Linked DNA regions of Homo sapiens: region 2 is linked to region 1. Evidence: read pairs that join two places in POLR2A ChIA-PET (ENCODE). Cell type or tissue: A673. All regions are shown on one strand. Each heading gives the region's core, and the rest is flanking DNA. Links, peaks and the distances in the headings are about the cores only.

Region 1 (4,389 bases), core at 158-4,157:
GGACTCCATTACCTTAACGGGTTAGAAATAAGAGCTCAAGCTGGGCATGGTGGTGCATGCCTGTAGTCCCAGCTACTCAGGGCAGGAGCTGAGATGGGAGGATTGCTTGAGCCCAGGAGGTCAAGGCTGCAGTGGGCTATGACCGTGCCACTGCACTCCAGCCTGGGAAACAGAGCAAGAACCCATCTCTAAAGAAAAAAGAGAATGAGAGCTCCACAACTCATATCAGCCCATTAGGCATGTCACATCTGAACTCTGACCCTTCTCATGTTTAATAATGCATGCTAACAGCAATATACAAATATCAGCTCTCTTTTTTGTAGTTGTTCCTGTTACTGTCATATTTTACAACAATTCTGTTAGATGGTCTTGAGACCTTCACAAATATGGTCCAATGCTTATAACCATTTATTCAAAAAAAAAAAAAAAATTCTTGGCCAGGCGCAGTGGCTCATGCCTATAATCCCAGCACTTTGGGAGGCCAGGGTGGGCGGATCACAAGGTCAAGAGATGGAGACCATCCTGGCTAACATGGTGAAACCCTGTCTCTACTAAAAATACAAACATTAGCTGGCCACGGTGGCGCGTGCCCGTAGTCCCAGTTACTCGGGAGGCTAAGGCAGGAGAATTGCTTGAACCTGGGAGGCGAAGGTTGCAGTGAGCCAAGATCACGCCACCGCACTCCAGCCTGGCAACAGAGGGGAAGACTCTGCCTAAAAAAAAAAAAAAAAAAAAAAAAAAACTCTTCATAGGCCAGAAATTCAAATTATCCATTTAGTAATGAAAAATAAGTGAATTTTCATAAAATTAACAGAATTTGGACTTCGACAGAACACAAACTCTTAGGAGCACGCACTCATTCTTTCGCTGAGTCGCAAGGGAGTTAGGGGTCTTGGTATATAAGACGTAAGAAGCGCTGGGTGGGAATATTCTGGTGAAGTGGATCCGAGAGAAGCGTGTTCATTGTTTCAGAGAACAGGGAACAGTTCCCAAGAAAAACAGTGTTTGGTTTCTGTGATGAGCAACAAACTTCCTCCTCCAAAGATACGTGGCAAAACAATACGGTCTCCACTCAAGGCATCTACTCTAAGAGATACCTTGGCTACCATCATAGAAGAACACCTAAAAATAACTGTGAAATATTTCCACCACTGTTGGGTTACTTTTGGGTATTCTTACTTTGAAAGCTTCTTTTTTTTTTTTTTTTTTTTGAGATGAAGCCTCGCTCTGTCACCAGGCTGGATTGCAATAGCATGATCTCAGCTCACTGCAACCTCCACCTCCCAGGTTCAAGCAATTCTCCTGCCTCAGCCTCCGGAGTAGCTGGGACTACAGGTGCACGCCACCACACCCAGCTAATTTTTGTATTTTTAGTAGGGACGGGGTTTCACCATGTTGTCCAAGATAGTCTCGATCTCTTAACCTCGCGACCCGCCCACCTCGGCTTCCCAAGGTGCTGGGATTACAGGCGTGAGCCACTGCGCCCGGCCAAAAGCATCTCTTCTTTAAACTGCTACCCCAAATAGTAAAAAGCATTAAAGAATCAGACGACTCCTACCCAACTGCCCTTCGTCCTTTCTTACTTTTGCTACCCTATTCTTATTTCCTGCCTAGAAAGTAAATTCAGAAAGATAACACAACACGCAGAGCACGGAACATGTATCCTCAGAGTGGCCAGGTGCCTTTCTACATCCTTGAGTACAGCTGCTTATGGAAAATCAAACCTGCTCTGGCAGGGTTGTCTCACTGGCAGCAATGGTGGATGAGGACGATCCTGTCCTCACAGGCTGGCTGCAGCAACTGCCCTGGCCAGCCCCAGAGATGCTGTCCAAGCTTCCTGTAAGGTGAATTGAGGAGGCAGAGTGGAGGTCCTTCTGCAGTCACTACCTACTTTTTTCCTTTATCTACCAGGAAGCAAAGATCACATCCTCCCAAGTCCACCCTGAGATTCTAAGAGGACAGATCTGACAAAGCTCTGAATCAGCTAGTCCTCAAAGAGAGTCCAACCCTTTTAAGCAATTAAGAATTGGGAGGCCAGGAGTGCTGGCTCACACCTGTAATCCCAGCACTTTGGGAGGCTGAGGTGGGAGGATTACTTGAAGTCAGGAGTTCAAGACGAGCCTGGGCAACATAGCAAAACTCCATCTCCACAAAAATTAAAAATAAAATAGGGTTGGGCGCAGTGTCTCACACCTGTAATCCCAGCACTTTGGGAGGCCGAGGTGGGTGGATCATGAGGTCAGGAGTTCAAGACCAGCCTAGTCAACAAAGTGAGACCCCATGTCTACTAAAAATACAAATAGCCAGGTGTGGTGGCAGGCGCCTGTAGTCCCAGCTACTCAGGAGGCTGAGGCAGGAGAATTGCTTGAACCCAGGAGGAGGAGGATGCAGTGAGCTGAGATCGCACTACTGCATTCCAGCCAGGGTGACAGTGCAAGACTATTTCAAAAAAATAAATAAATAAAATAAAATAAGCTGGGCATGGCAGTGCAGACCTGTAGTCCCAACTACTCGGGAGACTGAGGCAGGAGGATCGCTTGAGCCCAGGAGTTCAAGGCTGCAGGGAGATATGATCACACCACTGCACTCCAGACTGGGCAAGAAAGTGGAACCCCATCTCTTCAAAAAAAAAAAAAAGAATAGAGAAATAGGAAATACGACAACAAGCTTTCATTACCACCTTTTTGTGCATTTCCTAAAATGACAGAGGATGTCTGCTACTCCTGGAGCTTTTCCTTAATATACCATACAGTGGAGTTTATCATGATTAGGAAATAAGAATCTGTATGACTTTGCATTTTTTTCACCCTGAAAACAAAGCCGATTTCTGGTGTTTTCATAACTAGATCACAGATCTAGCAATGCTTGTGAATACGCCGGTTCCATGTCAGATGGAGCTATAGTCTGCACTGGTTGTCAGGAAAAGCCCAGACTCGCAAATCTGGCTGCCCAGTCTGTGTTATTTTTCCTTCATTCTCTGAGCAAAACTTAACTCTTGCTGTTGCAGACCTAGAGATGCTGGAAGCAATAACACCGCCTTTCCCCACGGCTTTGATCCATGTTGCTCATTATTTCTCAAGTTTCACCAACATTTAATTGAACCCAAAGAGACAGAGAAAAATCTCTCTTGCAAACTAATCATTTCATCGTAAAAATTTTAAAAATAACCACATTAATCTTTCATCGAATTCAGAAACTATGACAGATAAGTCTGCCACTAAAAAGACAAGGAAGAGAAAATATAAATAAATAAACACAAGACAAATATGTTTCAAATATCTACATTATCTACCATGGAGCTATCGCCCTGGGATTCTCAGACAATGACTGTCATGAAGACATATGGAATATGAGGGCTATGTGATTTATCTGAGTGTATGCGTGGGTTTTTTTTTCAATTTTCTGTAGCTAATATATCACAGTGAAGAGGAATTTTTTTAAACTACAGAATAGAAAAAAATAGACTCGTCACAGTAATGTCTCATCACCTAATAATCTATGGTTATAGTCACAAATCATTCAGAGAACATTAACCCCAGAATAACCTGACTGTTGTGAAAGCAAACTATCATGATCAAATCCACTTTTTATTTATTCAACTAAATTCTAGTTTTCCACCAACACAGTAGTGGGCTGGGGCACAGTCACCTGCCATAACGTGGTTTTTTTTATTTGAAACTTATCTGAAGTGATAATTATATTATGATAAAATATAATCCTGGCCCGGCACCGTGGCTCACGCCTGTAATCCCAGCAGTTTGGGAGGACGAGGCAGGTGGATCGCCTGAGGTCAGGAGTTTGAGACCAGCCTGGCCAACATGGCAAAACCCCGTCTCTACTAAAAATACAAAAATCAGCCACACGTGGTGGCGCATCCCTGTAATCCCAGCTACTCAGGAGGCTGAAGCAGGAGAATCACTTGAACCTGGGAGGCAGAGGTTGCAGTAAGCCGAGCTCACACCACTGCACTCCAGCCTGGGCAACAGAGCGAGATTTCATCTCAAAAAAAAAAAAAAAAGGAAAGAAAGGAAGGAAGGAAGGAGAAAGAAAGAAACTTATCTGAAGTGATAATATGATGATAAAATGTAATCCTGACTGCTGTAGCAAAAGATTAAATGTAAGATTTTACACCACTTTATTATCCTAGGTGCAAATATTGTTCAAAGGGCCAGGCGCAGTGACTCACACCTGTAATCCTGACACTTTAGGAGGCTGAGGCAGGAGGATCGCTTGAGGCCAGGAGTTCAAGAGACCAGCTGGGCAACAACACAGTGAGACCTCATTTCTACAAAAAATATTAATAATAACAATAAAATTAGTTGGGCATGACAGCACACACCTTTAGTTCCAGCTACTTGGAAGGCTGAGGTGGGAGGATCACTTGAGGCC
Region 2 (4,389 bases), core at 323-4,322, 66 kb after region 1:
TTCTGTAAGGCAGCTGAAAGGTACAGACACCAAACTCAGCTTGGGAAGCAATCAACTTAATCTGCTTCTTTGAAAGATTAATTAAAATGGAGATTACCAATGGCTGCGGAGGAGCTGGGTCAGCCGACAGGGCCCAGTCGAGATGAGCGATAAATTGTTTTAAAATCACACAAACACAGCTGTGGGCCAAACACAGAGATGGTGCATAAAATCAGCGTCTTCCTGGGCCCCTCATTCAGCTCCTTACGACTGAGTTAAAAACCCAAACCTCAGGAAGAGCAGAAGGTAGGGCTCTGACACACCAGGCAAGGAGCCTGCCCAGTGGACGTGGACATGGCCACGGGGAGCCTACGTGGCTGGAAGTGCTAAGCTGAACCAGCAACAGCTGCTGCGGGGAGAAGGGCAGAGGCACAGCCTGCAGGAGCTGCCAACACACTTGATCTTAACTCAAAGAAGATTGTAAGTGCTTGTTTAAGCCAATTTCAAGGATCTGCTCAGCTGAAGCCTAGACAGAAAGTTGAGATAGCAAAGCAACAGAAAAGAGATCAAATACCTTCTACATAGCCCTTACATCACAGAGGGCCTGGAAGAAGTGTTCTCCAGTGGAGGGCTACTTTTCCCCCACAGCATATGGCAAAAAGGGGGTTAAGCCAGAGACTCATGAAGACTCTGGTTGGAGGGCCCAGAATGAACCCATTATCCCTGGGCATAAGCCCTGAGAGGGAGAAAACCCCAACAGCAGTCACGAGAAAAATGACGATTTTGGCAACCGTTCCCCAAGTTCTTACCTCCCCAAGAGGAACAGTGGACAATGATGCGGACACAATAGTAAAGAAGACAGGACACCAGCAGCGCCCAGCAGGAGAGGGGCTGACCTTCCAAATTCACTGCTGCTCCGAGTTAAGGAGCCCTGGACCGGGGGCTACTGAACACTTAAAAAACAACTCTTTTGACCAGGCACAGTGGCTCACGCCTGTAAGCCCAGCACTTTGGGAGGCCGAGGTGGGTGATTCACCTGAGGTCAGGAGTTGGAGGCCAGCCTGGCCAACATGATGAAACCCTGTCTCTACTAAAAATACAAAAATTAGCCAGGTGTGGTGGCGGGCACCTGTAATCCCAGCTACTCGGGAGGCTGAGGCAGGAGAATCGCTTGAACCCAGGAGGCAGAGGTTAACAACCCTTTTGTTTTTTGTTTCTTGAGACGGAGTCTCACTCTGTTGCCCAGGCTGGAGTGCAGTGGTGCAATCACGGCCCACAGCAACCTCCGCCTCCTGGGTTCATGCAATTCTCCTGCCTCAGCCTCCTAAGTAGCTGGAACTACCGGCACGCACCACCATGCCCGGCTAATTTTTGTATTTTTCATAGAGATGGCTAATTTTTGTATTTTTCACCATGTTGGCTAGGCTGGTCTCGAACTCCTGACCTCAAGTAATTCACCAACCTCGGCCTCCCAGAATGCTGGGATTACAGGCGTGACCCACTTCGCCTGGCCGAAAAACCAACCCTTCTACAGTAAGTTTTCCCCAGAAGCTAACAGAACATTCCTCACTTACATTAGGTGTCAGAAGCCCTGAATTCCAGCCTGATCCTGGTGGCCCTTTATGATACTGAAAAATATTTATTTTGTCTTAAAGTTTCCTGGCATACAACAATCCTTGGAACCTCCACAGTGATGTCTTTTGTGGGCTAATGAGGTGACTGGTGGCTGAGATTCCCTAGGTGGCTTCAGGATGGGAGCTAGGCACTTCAAAAACCAAGGCAGGATTAGAGGGTTGGGAATTTCAGCCCCATTCCCAAACCTCTGCGGAGGCGGGGGCTGCAGGTCAAGGGGATCACTTGAGGCCAAGGGTTTGGGACCCCCTGGTCTCTACAAAAAAAAATTAATTAAAAAAAATTACTTGGGCGTAGTGGTATGCACCTAGCTACCTGGGAGACTGAGGTGGGAGGACTGCTTGAACCCAGGAGTTGGAGGCTGCAGTTAGCTATGATCGCACCACTGCACTCCAGCCTGGGCAATAGAGTGAGACCCTGTCTCTGCAAAAAAAAAAAAAAAAAAAAATTAAAATTTTAAAAAAATAAAATAAGTGTAACTGTTTACCCTCAGTAAGCAGCTACAAAGTGCACCCCAAGTTGGAGGCACACCATGCTGAGATGGGTGAGCTCACCTGGGCCAGCACCATGTCCCAGCCCTGCCCTCCAAGGCCTCCTGCACGCAGCCTCTTTCCTGCCTGCCACCACACTGGTCCAGGTCCAGATCACAGCCCTGCTACAGGCTCTGAGGTCATTTTCCAAGGCTCAGTTCTGCTCATGTTTCCACATCCTGGATGTGTCACGAGCTAACACTATAAACACTTTAGCCTAGAACTCAAAACCCATCATGATCTGACCTTTACCCCCCTTTCTAACCTGGTTTCCCACTGGTTCCTTCATGCCCAGCTTGCTAATCTCCTCCCACCCTTGATGTCAACGCTACCACCTCCCAGGTGTGGCAGGGTAAGAAATCTATCTTTGGTGTCTGCCTGTGGCTCCTAGCACAGACCTCCGAAAGCCCTTGGAATTTGGAGTGATGGGGTGAAAGGAACATCTCTTGTTATTCATCATAAGCCCCTTTCAAGCATACCTAAGTTTATGCCAATGCGGTGACTCTTGGAAAAGGGGGGCTGGTTACCAGGGGAACCAACCAGGTGATGAGAGAGGGTTGGAATTTGCCAGTCCAGAAAGGGGAGAGGCACTGGAGGTTGAGTCAGTCACCAATGACCAGTGATTTACATCAATCATGGAATCTCCATAAAAACCCTAATTGGAGAGGTCTGGGGAGTTTCTGGTTGGTGAACACCTGGATATGAGGGAGGTGGGGCACCCGGAGAGGACGGCACGCTCCCCTGCTACCTCACCCCACCCTACACCTCGCCCCATGCAACTCTTCTATTTGGCTGTTCCTGAGTTGTATTTGTCATAATACAACTGTAAACATAAGTGTCTCCCTAGATTCTGTGAGCCATTATCGCAAACGATCAAACGTGTGTTGGGATGGTGTGAACCCTCAAAGGATGGCCAGTCGGCCAAAAGCACGAGCCGCAACCTAGGACTTGTGACTGGCGTCTGAAGCGGAGGGGGTGTCGGGAGCGGTCTTGTGGAACTGCCCTCAACCTGGGGGGTCTGCAATACCTGCACATAGTCAGTGTCACAGGTGAATTCTAGGACACACAGGTGTCCAAGAACTGGAGAACTGCTTAATGAGAAGGAAAAACCCACACACGTGTGAGGTGTGGAGCGTAAGCTGCCATTTTCCTTCACCTCCCGCCCTTGATGTCAACACTGTCATCTTCAGGGTAGTGTTCTGGCCGGCATGTCTGCTCAGCCACCGTCCCCACCTTCAGAGCAGGACACTTCCCCATGCCTCAAGTTTGGACACATGCTCACGCGTCCATCATGTCTTCCCCCAGGTGGGCTGGGTGTCTCCATCTCTAAACTCACACAGCATTGATTTGGTCTCTGCTTACAGGATACAGGGAGTGTCTCCCAAAGCTGGGCCTGAAGCTCAACTCAGCCACTTAATTCGCTGAATGTCCCTGGGTGAGAAAATTAAAATGTCTGACCCCATCTCACTGAGGTCAGGAGGACAGATGGTGGTAACACACATCTAAAACGCTTGCCGTGTTTTCCATTCTTTTCACCCATAACACTATGAGTTCCTTGAGTGAAATGTTTTTGCCTCTCTCAGAGAGCCTAGCACCATGAGTTGCATTCAGTAGGAGCTAAAAGAAAATGTATTCCTTAAAAAAGGAAGAAAAGGCCAGGCGCAGTGTCTCACGCCTGTAATCTCAGCACTTTGGGAGGCCGAGGCGTGCGGATCACAAGGTCAGGAGATCGAGACCATCCTGACTAACATGGTGAAACCCCATCTCTACTTAAAATACAAAAAATTAGCCAGGCATGGTGGTGGGCGCCTGTAGTCCCAGCTACTTGGGAGGCTGAGGCAGGAGAATGGCGTGAACCCGGGAGGCGGAGCTTGGAGTGAGCAGAGATTGCACCACTGCACTCCAGCCTGGGCAACAGAGCAAAACTGTGTCTCAAAAAAGAAAAAAAAAAAAAAAGTTATGTTTCAGATCCATTCATGACAGTCGATGAGCAGTCAGTTGTAGCTAAGAACCTGGTCCAGATCAGGGTATGTGTGTGTGTGTTGTGTGTGTGTATACTTTCAAAACTAGGAAAATTTGGAAGAAAAATTGAGGCTTACTATGTTTAAACTCATCAAAATTTCTAATGAAGTTGTTTTTTCACTAGAATGTAATATGGTGGTTACCTGGGCCTGGGGGTCAGGGGGTTGGGGAGACTTTTGTCAAAGGATACAAAATTTCAGCTGGGAGGAAAAAGTTCGAGAGATCT

The links. ChIA-PET counts read pairs that join two places held together with the same protein. Peaks named below come from ENCODE experiments on the same cell type or tissue, not always from the same donor. Only the 100,000 strongest peaks of a DNase experiment are listed, where the experiment ranks them.
Region 2: POLR2A ChIA-PET joins it to region 1 with 6 read pairs; 5 of 35 experiments call an interaction of 5 or more read pairs at or near these places.

Annotation. Positions count from the first base shown.
Region 1 is chr10:12,458,510-12,462,898 of GRCh38, reverse strand. All of the region lies in intron 1 of CAMK1D (calcium/calmodulin dependent protein kinase ID), which reads right to left. Among named protein-coding and RNA genes, the nearest start is that of CAMK1D, 110 kb to the right of the region's middle. In A673, for the core only: no CTCF peak of the experiment used is centred there; no DNase peak of the experiment used is centred there; H3K27ac peaks cover 610 bases.
Region 2 is chr10:12,392,736-12,397,124 of GRCh38, reverse strand. The region is part of intron 1 of CAMK1D (calcium/calmodulin dependent protein kinase ID); the gene reads right to left. Among named protein-coding and RNA genes, the nearest start is that of CAMK1D, 45 kb to the right of the region's middle. In A673, for the core only: no CTCF peak of the experiment used is centred there; no DNase peak of the experiment used is centred there.